2 separate regions of the Homo sapiens genome follow, and region 1 is linked to region 2. A link is a contact called in ENCODE Hi-C or POLR2A ChIA-PET data. All regions are on one chromosome and are shown on one strand. The core of a region is the stretch at or near the end of the contact, and the rest is flanking DNA. Distances in the headings are between cores, read along the strand shown.

The links. Hi-C counts contacts between places; a loop is a spot of excess contacts on that map. ChIA-PET counts read pairs that join two places held with the same protein, here RNA polymerase II (POLR2A). Pooled maps may share reads with other maps.
Region 1: a pooled map shows a loop between it and region 2 (6-fold over the local background). The contact joins two enhancer-like sites. A Hi-C loop is called at or near these places in 7 of 50 pooled maps. POLR2A ChIA-PET finds 5 or more read pairs at or near these places in 2 of 52 experiments (AG04450 and activated naive CD4-positive, alpha-beta T cell).

The regions. Positions count from the first base shown.
Region 1 is chr10:35,440,342-35,443,465 of GRCh38, reverse strand. All of the region lies in intron 1 of CCNY (cyclin Y), which reads right to left. LOC124902410 (a long non-coding RNA gene) reads left to right here. Exons shown (of 2, transcript XR_007062112.1): 2 at 1-55. Among named protein-coding and RNA genes, the nearest start is that of CCNY, 110 kb to the right of the region's middle. Within about 2 kb of position 1,310, at least 2 of the 41 ENCODE cell types and tissues checked have a DNase peak (open chromatin) inside an H3K27ac peak, as active enhancers do.
Region 2 is chr10:35,217,293-35,220,348 of GRCh38, reverse strand. It overlaps LINC02634 (long intergenic non-protein coding RNA 2634), which reads left to right. Exons shown (of 3, transcript XR_930819.3): 3 at 249-460. Among named protein-coding and RNA genes, the nearest start is that of LINC02634, 26 kb to the left of the region's middle. RefSeq lists a silencer at 1,605-1,654. Within about 2 kb of position 1,713, at least 8 of the 41 ENCODE cell types and tissues checked have a DNase peak (open chromatin) inside an H3K27ac peak, as active enhancers do.

The DNA of each region.
Region 1 (3,124 bases), core at 61-2,560, 220 kb before region 2:
GTCTTGTTTTTAACAAAAAAGTTTAAAAAGACAATAAAAATTTTAAACCAGAAAACAGCATACAGAGTATGGATATAAAGAAAAAAATATTTCTGTACAGCTATCCAATGTGTTTGTGTTATAACTGTTATTTCAAAAGTCAAAAAGTTTTAAAAATTTAAAGTTTATAAAGTAAAAATGTTACAGCAAGCTAAGATTAATTTATTAGTGAAGAAAAATATTTTGTATCAGTTTAGTGTGGCCTAGGTGTACACTGTTTGCAAAGTCTCTGGTAGTATACACAAATGTTCTAGGCCTTCAGAGTCACTCTCCACCCACTTGCTAACTCACCCAGAGCAACTTCCAGTCCTACAAGCTCCATTCATGGAGATGGTAAACAGGCATACTATTTTTTATCTTCTATACCGTATTGTTACTGTACCTTTTCCATGTTTAGGGATGTTTAGATATACAAGTTCTTAACCACTGTGTTCAAATTACCTAAAGTATTCAGTCCAGTCAGATGCTGTACAAGTTTGTAGCCTAGGAGCAACAGGCTATACTATGCAGCCTACATGTGTAGTAGGTTAGACCATCTAGATTTGTGGGTAAGTACACTCTCTCATGTTCACACAATGACGAAATCACTTAATGAGACATTTCTCAGAAAGCACTTCTTAGAACATACCACCTTCATTAAGTGACACGACTGTATATGAAATAAAGGGAGAAAATAACACAAACCACATCAATAGCCCGTCCCGTAGCCATCCCCAGTAGTTTCTTTATTCATACTCCCAAATTCATTACTCATACTCTATATGTTCCAAACATGAAAATGTCTTCTACTCACCAAATACATCATGCTGTTTCATATCTCAGTATTTCAAACAGTTTTCCCTTAACTAAAAAGTTCTCATCCTACAAGCAAACTCCTACTTGTTTTTAAAAACTATTTTCAAATATCAAGTCTTGCAGGTAGACCACCCTAAACTCCCAACAAAGTACCTCCTATCCAGGCAATTTGTATGAGTCTCCGGTCTCATTATTTCACTACCTTTCAATTATAAAGCCATCTCTCCCACCACACTATGAGCCTGATGCACAGCAGATGGCTAATAAACTGTGAGTTAATTTTATGTCCTTTTAATGACTCACATTGCTTCTGCTTCAAAGTTCTAAGCTTAGCATTCAAGGTTACCTAATTTTCCCTTATTTAGTTCTATTTCTCCAACCACCACCATAAGCCCTTGGAGGGCAACCAGCACTGCCTCAGAGATCTGCATCACTCCAACGCAAACAGGGCCCTACACATCAGGAGTTATGGCAACACTCTGTGGGTCATGCAGGCTAAGTGACATTTCTAGCCAGCCCATGTGTTATACCCAGGTACACTTTCACTATTGCTTTACTAGGACTTTTAAGCTATTATTTAAAATGCAACAATGAATCTAAGTTCTTTCAAATTATGTCATCGTTTTAACTAAAACTATAAATGGGAACTTTTCCTTTCATACAGACTTTACAACAATGGGTATTCTCTTAAGTATGATCATTTTAAATCATACAGCCAAATTTGTTTTCCAGAGAAACACATTTTTATTTTACAATTAATACGTAATTAACTTCATTTAATGAAATGAACTTTATTAAAGACATCTACACCTTAAAATAAGATACACCAGCATGAACTCTTATCAAGTTTATGCTAATAACCTACTGCTTTTTCTTTTCTATTTTCATACAGGGCCTCACTCTGTCACCCAGGCTGGAGTGCAGTGGCACAATCTCAGCTCATGCAACCTCCGTCTTCTGGGCTCAAGCAATCCTCCCACCTCAGCTTCCCAAGTAGCTAGGACTACAGGCACACACCACCATCCCTGGCTATTTCCTTTTTTATTTTTAGTTGAGATGAGGTTTCGCCCATGTTGCCCAGGCCAGTCTCGAACTCCTGAGCTCAAGTGATCCTCCCGCCTCGGCCTCGCAGCCACTGCGCCCAGCCTCCTACCGCTTTTTCCATTGAAAAGCCCAATTGCTAAGCTAAAGCATAGTAATAATAGGGCCCTAAAATTAAGAAAACAAGAAACGTACACAATGCAGATACATAGGAAACTCTGTACCACTCTCTAAGGCCACAAACACTTAACATCAGGGAAAGCTCTTATTCATCTTGTCTCTGTTCCTTCCAAAATGAAAGTCATTTCAAAGAAGACTGCTTCTGCTTCTTTGCTAACAACAGTTTAAAGGCCAACTTGTTCTTGGCTTACAATGGTTCCATTCTGCAACATGGTAAAACAAGGCGGTATTCAGAAGAGGCCAAAACACCTGTCAGTGCTACAGACTCTCCCTGACCCTCATACCACATGGGGCCCCATTCTAGCTCCTTATGGGACTCTTCCTTTCCATTTCAGGCAAATGGAGTCTTATAAGTGGTGCTAACAATATAGAATCACTTCTGAATTGGCAATTGTATACTCTCTCTTCTAGAGAAAAACCCAAAGCAATATAATGGAAATAAGAGCACCCATCCTTAACTTCCCAGGTACACTTGTTAAAACAAAATGATGTGTGAAAAGAGATGTCTTAAAATAGCAATGACACGTGAAAATCTAGACTTCTTTCAGCTCAGTTTATGAGTTAAGACTACCTCTCTTGTAGCATAATTAACAAATGTATGTAATGCTTCTCAGAAGTAAAGATAAGCAGGGACTGGAGTCCCACGTGTGCAATTACACTTCATTCTACTTTGGAAACTGCTCTAGGCTCCGTCCTTTCTGCTGCCCAGAATCACTCTTTCTAGGAGCTGATTCTGAAGTTCTCTCCCACAGGTGATCACCACCACAAAGCTGTGCCCCGGACAGGGGTCTAAAACAGCAGAATACGCTGCAGTGAAGAAAACTTGAAGCTTATTCTGAAGACATCTAGCAAAGAGTCAGCACTAGGAGGGGTGGGAAGCAAGGGTCTGGAGGAGGGTAGGCAGATCCAGGCCAGGCTGTTTTCATAAGCAAAGCTGAAATGGAGCAGCCAGGCCTGTTCTCTTACATCTCATCTACGCTTGCCTCTGAGGTTCAACAGCAGAGTTGAGCAGTTCAGAGACCACTTGGCCCTTTCCAGAGAACCTCTGCTAACCTCTGCTCCAGAGTGG
Region 2 (3,056 bases), core at 464-2,963:
TTTCTGCTAAGCCCCTCCAGCAACTCAGTCTTCTTTCTCTATTGTTACATGGGGTGTTCCCTCTATGAAACCCTCTGCTGGTACTCCAACCTCCCCTCCCTGCCCCACCAAACTGCCACAATCCTGTATTCCTGGAGCAACAGCAACCCAGCATTTAATGATATTAAGTCAGGTTACTTGAATAGAAAGACTAATAGGTTAGGCATGTTATACCCTTGATAAGGTAGATTTGTCTTCTACCCTTCTAGGTCTAAACTCCAATAAAATCCAGCTGGGTTACATCAATTCAGACATCTGGATAAAAGGATGAATGAAACCATGTACATAATACAGAATTATGCATGCCAGGAAAAAAAATTATACTGCCTAAAAGCTGCAACCTTCATGACATCAAATCTATTTTAACACTGGCTGGTTATGTGAGGAAAAGGCTAATAAAAAAAAATTCTGGCTGACCAAAGAAGTATGTATGTATGTATGTGTATTTATTTTTAAATTAATATTGAGATGGATTAATGTTCTAAAATTTGGAATTTCTAACATTATCTTATTCATAATATCATATATCAAAAGTCTCTGAATAGAAATTGTTCAAAGGCATATAATCTAATTATCATTACCATGTCACTAATCTAACCTCTAAGTAATTGCTAAATGCCATCAGCACCTTCATCTCCAATTACATTTTCATGATATTTCAAGCTACAATAACAAAACAGATGCTGATCTCGGCATTACTAAGCAACAGGATATGTATACTTTTTAGAGTGTGAAAATATCACTGCTCTCCCACAGTTAATGATACTTATTTTCCAAGAACTTCTAGTGATATGATTATGCTCATCCAATTCCCATGAGGCCAACACTGTGATCACAGGTTACGATAAGAACTAAAATGCCACCCACAGCCATGTCTGAGTGACACGCAAAACGCTTTGAAACTCTTTTCCACTAGGTTTTTTTTTTTTTTTTTGAGACAGAGCCTCACTCTGTCACCCAGGCTGGAGTGCAGTGGCGTGATCTCAGCTCACTGCAAGCGATTATCCTGCTTCAGCTTCCCCAGTAGCTGGAACTACAAGCGCGTACCACCACATCCAGCTAATTTTTGTATTTTTAGTAGAGATGGGGTTTTGCCATGTTGGCCAGGCTGGTCTCGAACTCCTAACCTCAAGTGATCCACCTGGCTCGGCCTCCCAAAGTGCTGGGATTATAGGTGTGAGCCACCGCGCCTGGCCTCATTTTCCACTATGTTCTAACCACCTAAAATAACCCCTCATATGCAGTTAAAGCAAAACCGGTAATTTTGCTGAGAAAAGATGGATTCATTTTAAAGTCACTTACTTGCTAAAACTATGTGGCCTGGAAGTAATGTCTAAAGTTCTTATGTCAAATAATTCAATCTATTTGCAATTAACTGTGTACTCTTAGAGAAAACTCTATAGTTTAAGGATTCCCAAACCTTGTCAAATTATTGCCCCTCCCCCACAGTTAACCCAAGACTCCCCAGAGTTACTGTGAATATAATTCACCAAACTAGATCAGAGAAAACTGCCCTTAATCCCTTGCCCCCATAGGGCTTGGCATACACTTGGAGAGTCCATGGCAGAAAAGAAATACCACCCGTTGAGTTTTGAAATGTTCACAGACTAATGTTTCTAAGAAAATACGCCGTTTGGAAGTCACACATACACTAGGTGGCGCTGTGGCTGTGACATTAAACAGTCTGTGTGCTGGATAAATGCTGGGTAAGAGCATCCATGACTTAAAGGAAAATTAGGCTAGGCCCAACCCCAGATCATAGAGTTCAGTGTTCTCCAACACTAGAGTGCTTCAGAAACATGCCAGGAACTTGAGCCTGGCGTGGTGGTGGCACATGCCTGTGGTCCCAGCTATTCCGGGGGCTGAGGCAGGAGGATCGCTTCAGCTCAGGAGGTGGAGGCTGAGGTGATCTGTGATTGTGCCACTGCACTCCAGCAGGGGCAACAGAGCAAGACCCTGTCTCAAAAACAAACAAACAAACATGCAAGGAACTGGTTAAAAATACAAATTCCCAGACCTACTGAATGAAAATTCCAGAGGTATGGAACACAAAACAGAAGACACAAACAGGCACACTCATGCTATCCTCTCCCGGGCAGCCCACTTTCATCCAAAGCCTCCTTATTTGGGCTTCTCACCTCCTCAAAAGTCTATCAGTAGTGGCTGGGCTTAGTGGCTTATGTCTGTAATCCCAGCACTTTGGGAGGCCAAGGCGGGTGGATCCCCTGAGGTCAGGAGTTCGAGACCAGCCTGGGCAATATGGCGAAACCCTGTCTCTACTAAAAATACGAAAATTAGCTCAGTGTGGTGGCATGTGCCTGTAGTCCCAGCTACTCATGAGGCTGAGGCAGGAGGATCACTTGAACTCGAGAGGCGGAGGTTGCAGTGAGCCGAGATTGCACTACTGCACTCCAGCCTGGGCGACAGAGCAAGACTCTGTCTCAAAAAAAAAAAAAAAAAAAAAAAAAAAAAAAAAAAAAGGGTATCAATAGTAAACTGTGTTTTAAAAGGTAGGGTTCATTCCTAAGTTAAGCCTCACGCTGGTCTGCTGTAAGTCAGCGCTTCTGAGAGCTCCACAAACGTTGAAAGCAAGAGCTCTTGTACATCTTGTTAACAGCCTTTTGTCCTAGAAAATGACTGAACCACAGGTCAAGCATCCTTCATAAAGTGAGGTGGCTGAGATAGATCTGGCAGAGTTCCTGTGTCCTCCAGCTGTCACAGAGACCAGCTGGACTTTTGCATAGTAAGTGACGGGGTTTTCCTTCCAGCTTCCGTCCATTCAAACCACAGGGACAAATCCTTCCTCAGAAAGCTATGCTGCACAAAAGCTGGTTGAAAATCCAGTTTATAGAAAAATAGAGGCATCACAGTAATATAAAGATTATCACACTAGTTCAGAGATCTGAGTATTTCTAGTCTATTGTCAATAGCTGGCAATATTTAAGTAAATCAATCTGAAATTTGGTTTTCTTGTCTATAAAATGAAAGGAGTAAATTACACCTGTTGGTCAGTCTCA